3 separate regions of the Homo sapiens genome follow, and regions 1 and 2 are each linked to region 3. Evidence: chromatin contacts called from ENCODE Hi-C or POLR2A ChIA-PET data. All regions are on one chromosome and are shown on one strand. The core of a region is the stretch at or near the end of the contact, and the rest is flanking DNA. Distances in the headings are between cores, read along the strand shown.

What was found. A loop is a pair of places that touch in the nucleus more often than their neighbours do. ChIA-PET counts read pairs that join two places held with the same protein, here RNA polymerase II (POLR2A). Pooled maps may share reads with other maps.
Region 1: a loop to region 3 is called in a map of gastrocnemius medialis, with 7 times the contacts of the local background. The contact joins the promoter of ID3 here to the promoter of ARID1A in region 3. A Hi-C loop is called at or near these places in 1 of 168 maps with a recorded cell type or tissue (gastrocnemius medialis) and 2 of 50 pooled maps. POLR2A ChIA-PET finds 5 or more read pairs at or near these places in 1 of 52 experiments (IMR-90).
Region 2: a pooled map shows a loop between it and region 3 (6-fold over the local background). The contact joins the promoter of HNRNPR here to the promoter of ARID1A in region 3. A Hi-C loop is called at or near these places in 2 of 50 pooled maps. POLR2A ChIA-PET finds 5 or more read pairs at or near these places in 2 of 52 experiments (Caco-2 and T-cell).

Annotation. Positions count from the first base shown.
Region 1 is chr1:23,558,251-23,561,508 of GRCh38, forward strand. It overlaps ID3 (inhibitor of DNA binding 3), which reads right to left and starts at 1,251. Exons shown (of 3, transcript NM_002167.5): 1 at 877-1,251; 2 at 685-769; 3 at 1-165. The coding sequence starts at 1,176. The coding sequence ends at 710. The region is part of intron 2 of LOC124903876 (a long non-coding RNA gene); the gene reads left to right. RefSeq lists an enhancer at 121-250 and silencers at 1,191-1,450, 1,318-1,564.
Region 2 is chr1:23,342,754-23,345,893 of GRCh38, forward strand. HNRNPR (heterogeneous nuclear ribonucleoprotein R) reads right to left here and starts at 1,531. Exons shown (of 11, transcript NM_005826.5): 1 at 1,458-1,531. RefSeq lists silencers at 1,004-1,073, 1,084-1,443, 1,954-2,073 and an enhancer at 1,464-2,048.
Region 3 is chr1:26,693,827-26,697,264 of GRCh38, forward strand. ARID1A (AT-rich interaction domain 1A) reads left to right here and starts at 2,189. Exons shown (of 20, transcript NM_006015.6): 1 at 2,189-3,438. The coding sequence starts at 2,578. It overlaps LOC124900417 (translation initiation factor IF-2-like), which reads right to left and starts at 2,579. Exons shown (of 2, transcript XM_047439473.1): 1 at 2,391-2,579; 2 at 1-2,139. The coding sequence starts at 2,579. The coding sequence ends at 1,453. It overlaps LOC101928728 (a long non-coding RNA gene), which reads right to left and starts at 305. Exons shown (of 1, transcript NR_135804.1): 1 at 1-305. RefSeq lists enhancers at 1,022-1,958, 1,959-2,894 and silencers at 1,873-2,202, 2,293-2,452, 2,823-3,152, 3,203-3,438.

The sequences.
Region 1 (3,258 bases), core at 1-2,500, 3.1 Mb before region 3:
CCACAAGTTCACAGTCCTTCGCTCCTGAGCACCAGGTTTAGTCTCCAGGAAGGGATTTGGTGAAGTCAAGTGGGCAGGGCGAAGTTGGGGCCCATCCCTGCCGTCCGGCTTCCGGCAGGAGAGGTTCCCGGGGTCCCAGGCAGAACGGGCGCCAGCACCTGCGTTCTGGGCGGGGGAGGAAAGAAGACCAAGGAGCAGTCAGTTTCCGCCGAGCGTGCCGAGGCGGGGGCCGTCCGCAGACTGGCCGGCGCCAGGGAGGAAACTTGGTCTGTACCTCCAGCTGATAACTCCGCGCCCCACGCTGCCCCCACCCAGTTGGCGCCAAAGACCACAGGCGGAGCTTGCGCTACCCCTCCTACTTGGAATTGACACTAGCTGGGAGGGGGCTGCCGAAGACAGCTCCCTATACAACATGGAACAGAAAGACTTGTATTTAGTCGGACCCATGTCTACTTTGCCAGACCCTCGGCCACTGCGGGAGGGCAGGGCCCAGGCGCATTTAAGGCTTAAATGCACATCACATGGAAACTGACTCTGCCATTCATTTGATGCAACCATGGGCAAGTCACTTGTCCCTCTCTGGCCTCAGTTTCCCTAAACCGAGTGAGTGGCAATTTTTCAAAACGTCTGCCAACTCCAGGACTTGCCGTTTAAACCTCCCTCTCCAAGAGAGGAGATACTCACCTGGAGGTGTCAGGACACGGCCGAGTCAGTGGCAAAAGCTCCTTTTGTCGTTGGAGATGACAAGTTCCGGAGTGAGCTCGGCTGTCTGATTAGAGGAAAAGAGGGAAGAGTTACGCGAGGCAATCGGGAGCTCCGAGGGTCCCGCAGCATCCTTGCCTGGGTGTTCAGCCCTGTCCCGACTTCGAGGCTTACCTGGATGGGAAGGTGGGGGCCATCAGGGGGTCCAGGGGCTGGCTCGGCCAGGACTACCTGCAGGTCGAGAATGTAGTCGATGACGCGCTGTAGGATTTCCACCTGGCTAAGCTGAGTGCCTCTCGGGACTCCGGGTACCAGTTCCCGCAGGCGGGAGTAGCAGTGGTTCATGTCGTCCAGCAAGCTCAGCGGCTCCTCAGCTGCCGGGCCCTTCCCTCGGCCCCGGGCGATGGCCAGACTGCGTTCCGACAGGCAGCACACCGCCTCGTAGCAGCCGCGCACCGGGCTCAGCGCCTTCATGCTGGGGAGTGAGTCCAGAGGTGCCCCAAAGAGAAAGAAAACCAAAAGAAGTCCCGCTACAGTGACCTGCAACGCGCGCACGCTCGCCGCGGCGGTCACTTATAGAGCCTGCCTGGAAGGCACGCCTCTTTATTCAAAATGGCCCGCCTCGGCCCTGCCCCCGCCGGCCCTGGGCGTTCACAGCCCGCTTAAATTGCAAACAGGCTTCCTCCGGCTGGTCTGACGCCGAAGACCGCGGAGCCGCGGATTCAAAGAATGAGGAAGCGCTGATACCGGGGAGAGGCGGGCCTCTCCGCCAGCAAGGATTTAAAAATCACTCAAAACCATTAACTTCCAGAATTTGCTTTTTCCTGGCAGCACCCCAGATCTTTGAGCTTCCCTGCCCCCTGCCAGTCCGCCTTTAGCCCAACACTGGTTCGAGCCACAGCTCCTCCGAGGTCATAAATCCCTGAACAGCAAAGAAGCTCCCCCCACCCCCCGTTTTTTTTAAGCGAAAGATTTTTCAAGGGAAACTTGTAAGGAATTAGTGCCGCCTTGTTCCCCAATTTGCTGTTCGTCTGACCTCCAGACTCACTGGCGTCAGGAATTATCTTGTGACCAGAGGGAAAAAAAATTAATTGCGGTGAAGCTGAGGTTACAATGAAGAAAACAGATTTGCGCTAGGCGCTGAGATTGCAGAAGGAGGAGGGAAAGGGGGTTTGAGCAAAGAACACTATTTATTTGAGCAACAGGGGAAAAGAAGAAAGCTTGAGCCCATGCTTTTTGCATGGGGAAAAAAGGAGCCTGGACCCTCTGCCCCATAAACTCCATAACGAACTAAATATATGCACAGTTGTGCTTTGTGAGTTCAATTAGAATTTTGGACAAGGTTTTAAATATGGAGGCACAGATGGGACAATTTCTACATAAACCTTTTTAAGAGCCCCCCCCCACCCAATTGGGTCAGCAAATTTCTTAACTTCCCCTCTCTTCACTTTCCACACACCTCTGTGTAGAAAACAGTGGTAATTTCATTGCTCTATTGTCTGTCCCTTTCTGCTATGGAAGGGCAGGCCACCTGGACTTGATTATTCTTAGCCCTGCTGAAGTAGCTCCAGCTCCATCTGAAAGACCAGGAAAGGAACCAGAGGGCCGGCAAACTAAGTCCTGTATTGCAACAGGACACTGTGCTCAGTATTCTTTGATTCTTTGCTTGCCTTCTTGTCACCTCCCTAGACATTTGGGGACCTGCACTTCCAAGATGCTGCTTTCCATTTTGGAAATGACCAAGTGGGATTCCCCCAATAGTTGCTTTCCTAATGAATCATTGGTGAATATTTATGGAGTCCCTCCGCATAAAACAGTGGCTCCTGCTTTCAAGAATCTCACAATTTGGGGAGACAAGATTAACACAGGAAACAAGAGTTCGATAATGTGTGGCACTGATTAACAGGACAAGGGGGGCTCAGAGCCAAAGAGAGTCGCAAAACGGTTGAAAAGGACACTGACTGGGAATTGAGAGCCCTGGGTTCATCATGCTAGCCCTGACAATAATTTGTCATGTAATCTTGAACAAGCCCAGGTACTCTGGCTTTAATTGCCTTGTGAGTAAAATAGACGATGGTACTAAGTGATTATTTAAAATCCTTTCCAATTGTAGAAGTCCAAGGTTGTGTGAAATTTGGATATGTAGGTGAAAGATGCTGAGGGGCCCAAGGAAGGCATTTAAGACATGCCCAATGTCACACTACAAGTAATAGCAGAGCCAGTCTTGAAGCCTCGTTCTTTTCCATCAAACCACAGGGCTCTGTGGCCCAAGAAAGATTTCTTCCTGGAATGTTTTTTTCAAGGACAGGCTCTTCAGTAAGAAAAGAGGAAGAAAACCTGTGAGTGGGCAAGTCAGTCTTTACATGCTACAGCCGTCAAGTGCCAGCTATTTGGTCAGGAAAGGCAAAATAATGGCTGTAGGAACTCCTGAATAACCGAAGAGAAGATCCTTCTTTTCCTATCTTGCAGACTTCTGTGGCAAAACGGTCAAGTCCAGAGGGTTCTAGAAAAATCACGGGCCAGGCAGATTTCTGTGCAAATGCCCATTCTTCTTCT
Region 2 (3,140 bases), core at 281-2,780, 3.4 Mb before region 3:
AGTCACAGAAAAGAGGCAAATTTTTAACAGAAAAGTTCAATGAACATCTGTTAAGGTGGGGTTTTTAAGTATGTGTAAAGCAAAAAGACAAGTTGTGTATTAAGTACAAGACAGAAATATTTATGCCTACCATTTCATTGCAAAGGCTCTACAAGTTGATACTGAAATTGGTTAAAATTTTCAAAAAAAGTTTGTAAATTTTAACAAAAAAACCGTAAAATAATTAGATTCCAGAAAATAAAACCTTCGGATCAAGGAAAGCCCTCTCTCTTCAAGCCAAATACAAAATGCTCATTTTGAAAAGACTTTTTATGTCATATGAGACCATTTGAAACTCATTCAAATGTGGCATTCAACACAATGCCACACAGCCAAACCATATTTCTGGATGCAGCAAATATACTAACGTGACTGGAGTCATTTGATCTAAACATTTTTGCAAAAAAAAAGGAGACATTTAAAGATTTAAAAGGGCTGCTGGGAGATTCGGGATGTCAGCACTAACTCCTCCCTGACTTTTTCTGAACCTCTCTGTGCAAATTCTTCATATTAAGAGACGGGCTTTAAAAGAACCAACGAAATGAGACTAACGGTTATCTCATGGCTTAGGAGTGTCGAGCTCTCATCCTACGACTGACTCATGAGACATCAATTCAGCCACTTGAGGACTGCAAAAATCTCAAACAGGTAGTGTGAAAGGACTGAACCTTCCAAGAAGCCCTGGGCTTTTTTAAAAATTTGGCAATACGGCCACTACCGTGTAAGAAAAAGGATCGCCTTTCCAATTTGGTGCGCCTCTGACAGTCTCAGAATTATCCATTTCAGGCGCCGCTTGGAGCCTAAGTTCTACGGCCTCTAGTAGTCATTTTTTCCTTCAAATCTCAGCCCGCGGCATGCAGAATGTGGGAGGGGAGGGAGGCTTCCCACACAAATCGGCCTTTCGGTTTCTGCTCACACAAAACTTTTCTCCCGGCTCAGATAACCCTGGGATCTGCACCCCGCCTTCCGCCCCCCACCCCCATCCCCTCAGGCCCGTCCGGATCATCAGCACATCCCTCTCGGGCTAGGCCGGCCGCGGCGGGAGCGAAGCGGCTCCGGCGGGGAGAAGCGGCAGGGCCGCGGGCGCCTCAGGCCCTTCGCGGGATCCGGCCGCATGGAGCAGCGAGCGGAGGCGGGAAAAGCACGGCCGGCCCCAGCAGGCCGCGCGGAGAGCGCCCAGCGGGCCGGACCGCGGGCTAAAGGGGCGGGGGGAGGAAGAGCGAGGGCGAGAAGCGTTTCGGCCGGGCTAGGCCCACAGCCGCGCGGGCGGACTAGACCGAAGCCGCCCCCAGCCCGTCCCCACCCCCACCCCGGGGCCTCGGAGCGCAAACGAAACGGGACCAGGCACGGAGCCCGGGCTGAGTCGGGTCGCATCGGGGCTCCCGGCCCCTCCCCCCACGGGCCGGCGCGAGACTCACCAGGGCAGAGCGGGGGCCGGCAGCCGGGCCCGTGAGAATCAGCGCGAGGCGCTTTGAAAACGACTAGAAATGGCGCGCGCGCCACCCCCTCCCCCCCCTGATGGACTGAGACGCGATCCCGGCAGCACGCGGGGTTTCCCGGAACTGCTTCCAGGGACTCCGAGCTACGGGGCAATCGCTTGGCGAGGCGGCCTGACAGGCAGCTCAGACGACCAGTAGTATCCAGGCAAAACGGACCACGCCGGACGACTCGAGAGCCAATCGATGAAGCTGCCGGCTGAACCAATGAGGGTGCTCAGCGCCCCTGGCTGGGGCGCCTCCGGGGCGGGGGCAGGCACACAAAGGGGTCTGTGGTGGAAGCCCTTGGTGGCTGCAAGGCTTGGGGGCGCTGGGTCCTGGGTGGACGAAGCTCCTCCCTCTTCGTCTGCCGCCGATGCGAGGCCGAAAATCTAGGCCTCGCGCCGCGTGGCCGCCTCCGGAGCCCCGCCCCCTATGGTCAGCACTGGCCCAGCTCCGCCATGGCGCTTGCGTCCCGCCACCGGCCGCCCTTAGCCCCCGAGTCCTCCCTCGCACCCCCGCGGCCGGCGTTCCCCCCAGACACGCCCATAGCCACGCGTTCGGGCCTCTTTCGGTCATCTTTTCGCCTCTAGTGAGCACACGATTTAAGGATGATTTGGCTCGTCATTTTGCTGAGGATTTTGTCTAGATAATCATTCCTTGGAACGATCGGAGAAATGCCTCTTTCCCTCCCTGGCTGCCGTCCACACATCGTTGGTGGCAGACTGTGAGGGAAATCGTTAAAATGACTCAAAAGCAATGTGTAACACAAGTGATAGAGCAGGGAGCTTTTCCCCACAGGGTTTGGAGCTACTTGATATTCATAAAATAAAGCAGCTATATACATCTCTGAAGCCAAAAGAGCCATGCAGGGGAAAGGGGTAATTCCCAAAGGACACTATAATTCGTGTTAGTCCTAAACCTATTTCTCACCTGCCATTCCTACTGATTTGTTCCCTGTCCTTAGTCCAAACCTGTCTCGTCTCATAGAAACCTTCCGAACTCACTTCTGTGGTGCAAGCGCTTTTTTCCCAACCCCAAACTCCAATGCCCCACCCTTAGGAAGTGGAGGAAGTCAAGCAGTGGTCTGCAGATTTCCAGATGCACTCAAGGATGATTAAATTTCTCAGAACCTACAAACCTATATTTAATTATTGAAAACGGGCGGGGCGTGGTAGCTCATGCCTGTAATCCCAGCACTTTGGGAGGCCGAGGCGGGTGTATCGGTCAGAAGTTCGAGACCAGCCTGATCAACATGGTGAAACCCTGCCTCTACTAAAAATACAAAAATTAGCCCGGTGTGGTGGCACGTGCCTGTAAACCCACCTACTCCGGAGGCTGAGGCAGAAAAATCGCTTGAACCCGGGAGGCGGAGGTTGCAGTGAGCCAATATCGCACCACTGCACTCCACCCTAGGGAACAACAGCGAAACTCCGTCTTAAAAAAAAAAAAAAAGAAAAAGAAATATTGAAAACGACTACTATGTGCCCAGTACCAAGTTAAATCTCTGGGTAGATCCAAGTTTTGTGTTATGGGGTGTGAGATTTACAGAAATGCTGGGAGTCTTAGGCCGGGCGCGGTGGCTCACGCCTGTAATTCCAGCACTTAGGGAGGCCGAAGTGGACG
Region 3 (3,438 bases), core at 939-3,438:
TCTAAGGAAAATGGCAGAGTAATGGCATGTAAAAAAATCCTCATTTGTGTGCAGGACTCAGGACTGTTTGCCAGCTCAGGGGCAGTTGATTAAATAGCCAAGCTCTATTTATGAGGCAGCCTATAATTTGGTTTCTAGGACCTAATGCACCGGGGAGAGTTGTTGCCCCTGAGGACTGTGAGTGAAAAGAGGGCACTGGCCCATACCAGTCAGTCGGATCTTCTTGGTAGGCTGGTTTGGTTCTTGGCTTGAGGCCGGGGGAGGGGAGAAGAATAAAACTGTGGGATTTTTTTTTTTTTTAAATCTCATCACTCTTAGATTAACAGGAAGGTTTTGCCTTTCTGGTGTAGGATGCAGTAAGTTTTCTTGGGGAGAGAAATGAGTTCAGGCTTTGGAATTATTCATAGTGACCAGGGACATTGCCAGCACTCCCGGGTCCTGCATAATCTAAGATAATGCTCCTGTGGCCATGAAGTCTCCCTTTACAAAATCTGAGGGGGAAAAGAGATCCTGGTGTCTAGGAACACTGGCCTGGGCCTTTCCCAAGGCAGCCTTGGGTCTGGTGAGGAGCTGGAATCCCCTCTGGCTTTTGTAGCCTGTCATATCAGAACATTCCAAGTCAGCCTGAGGAAGAAAAGGCTGCTGCTGGGATTTGGTGGGGCCTGTAGATCAGGAGAACACTGGAGCTTTCTGTGTATGTCGATCTTTTCAGATAAACCTGGCCTTCTACCCAACTCCAGCTCAATCGGGGTCTCTTAGAATGTAATGGTAAACTTTAAACAATCTTTACGCTACAGGATAGAAAACAAATCTGACAAGCATCCATTTTCTAAGTGACTTGTTGGACTGTGCCTTTTCTTCAAGGAGAAAATGGTTTCCATTTTCTGCATCTCTCTTCTGTAATGGTTTGAACACTCAGGTTCCTGCAGTCCCTGGAGCCTCTTCTGTGGGTTTTCAGTATTAGAAGGTACTGTCTTTGGAGACTGGGGCTACTTGTCATGGTAGGCTAAGTTTTCTTAAGAGGGAGTGAGAAACGGTGTTTAGGTTTTCCTGCTGGGTAACTGTTCTATGCTCCTAAAGCAACTTCAGTGGCCTCCATTTTAAGTTAGTGGTGAGATGATCAGTTTTGACTTCAAATCCATTTTGATATTCTGATCCCATTGTTGAATGTGCTCACAACTTGATTTTTTTTTTTTTAAAGGCAAGTAGACCGAAGGCAGCTTTGGTGACTCCACTTCTTTTTAAAGTCACCCTCCTCTGCCCTCTGACTTTAAGTGACAGGCAGTTCCCTCCCCTCTCTTTCAATTCTGTAAAATGGGGATAATCCGGACCTCATGCCCCCAGAGCCTTGTAAGGACCGGCTAATGAGGGCAGGCGAGTGGGAAACGAATCGTCTGAACAATGATCAGTCATTCTTTCGGGCTTGCAAAGAGGGTAAAAAAGGTTGGGTCTTTAGCGGGGTCCGTAGAAGGCTTTGAAGACGAAAAGTGCTGTAGAGGTGCTAAGCAGCAGCCAACGGACCGGGCCCGCTGCCAGGGGGTCAGGGCTGGGCCGAGGCGGCCGCGGTCTCAGGCTCTGGCCAATTTTGCAGCCGCGGGTAAAGTTCACGCTGCCCGCTCCCCTCGGTACGGCCGGGAGGGGACAGACCTGGATAGGGACGCCGGGAGGGAGGCGGCGCAGGCTCCAGAGATGCGCGGGCTCCGGGCCGGGTTTTCTCCGAAGCCTTCGGCGGCGGCGCTGCCTAGCGAAAGCGGCTGAGGGCCTGCCGCCGCCGCGGCTTGTTCTCTCCCCTCCTCCTTTGTGAAGGGAAGGGAGCGAGTCCGTTCCACGGCCTGCGCCCGCTCCGCTCTCCACTCCGGGTTTGCCAGGCGGCCGCGACGGCGCTGGGTAAAATGGCAGTGCTGAGCCTCGTGTCGGAGTGAGGGGGACTCGGAGGAGAGTGGGGCGCTCTAGCCGCTCAGTCCGGCCGACCGCTTGCTCGCCCGCCCGCTGCCGCGCAGCAGCCTCGACCCAAGCCGCAGCTGGCGAGGGGAGGCAGGGCGCCGGGCTCGGCCCGCGCTCTGACTCTGGCTCCCGGCGCCCCGGCTGCTGCCGCGCGCCCTCCAGCCCGCCCGTCCCGGGTCCCCCTCCCCCCGCTCCCTCCCTCCCTCCCCGCCCCCTCCCCCTCGCCTCCCTCCCTCCCTCCCTCCTCCTTTCTCCGGCAGCAGAAAGCGGAGAGTCACAGCGGGGCCAGGCCCTGGGGAGCGGAGCCTCCACCGCCCCCCTCATTCCCAGGCAAGGGCTTGGGGGGAATGAGCCGGGAGAGCCGGGTCCCGAGCCTACAGAGCCGGGAGCAGCTGAGCCGCCGGCGCCTCGGCCGCCGCCGCCGCCTCCTCCTCCTCCGCCGCCGCCAGCCCGGAGCCTGAGCCGGCGGGGCGGGGGGGAGAGGAGCGAGCGCAGCGCAGCAGCGGAGCCCCGCGAGGCCCGCCCGGGCGGGTGGGGAGGGCAGCCCGGGGGACTGGGCCCCGGGGCGGGGTGGGAGGGGGGGAGAAGACGAAGACAGGGCCGGGTCTCTCCGCGGACGAGACAGCGGGGATCATGGCCGCGCAGGTCGCCCCCGCCGCCGCCAGCAGCCTGGGCAACCCGCCGCCGCCGCCGCCCTCGGAGCTGAAGAAAGCCGAGCAGCAGCAGCGGGAGGAGGCGGGGGGCGAGGCGGCGGCGGCGGCAGCGGCCGAGCGCGGGGAAATGAAGGCAGCCGCCGGGCAGGAAAGCGAGGGCCCCGCCGTGGGGCCGCCGCAGCCGCTGGGAAAGGAGCTGCAGGACGGGGCCGAGAGCAATGGGGGTGGCGGCGGCGGCGGAGCCGGCAGCGGCGGCGGGCCCGGCGCGGAGCCGGACCTGAAGAACTCGAACGGGAACGCGGGCCCTAGGCCCGCCCTGAACAATAACCTCACGGAGCCGCCCGGCGGCGGCGGTGGCGGCAGCAGCGATGGGGTGGGGGCGCCTCCTCACTCAGCCGCGGCCGCCTTGCCGCCCCCAGCCTACGGCTTCGGGCAACCCTACGGCCGGAGCCCGTCTGCCGTCGCCGCCGCCGCGGCCGCCGTCTTCCACCAACAACATGGCGGACAACAAAGCCCTGGCCTGGCAGCGCTGCAGAGCGGCGGCGGCGGGGGCCTGGAGCCCTACGCGGGGCCCCAGCAGAACTCTCACGACCACGGCTTCCCCAACCACCAGTACAACTCCTACTACCCCAACCGCAGCGCCTACCCCCCGCCCGCCCCGGCCTACGCGCTGAGCTCCCCGAGAGGTGGCACTCCGGGCTCCGGCGCGGCGGCGGCTGCCGGCTCCAAGCCGCCTCCCTCCTCCAGCGCCTCCGCCTCCTCGTCGTCTTCGTCCTTCGCTCAGCAGCGCTTCGGGGCCATGGGGGGAGGCGGCCCCTCCGCGGCCGGCGGGGGAACTCCC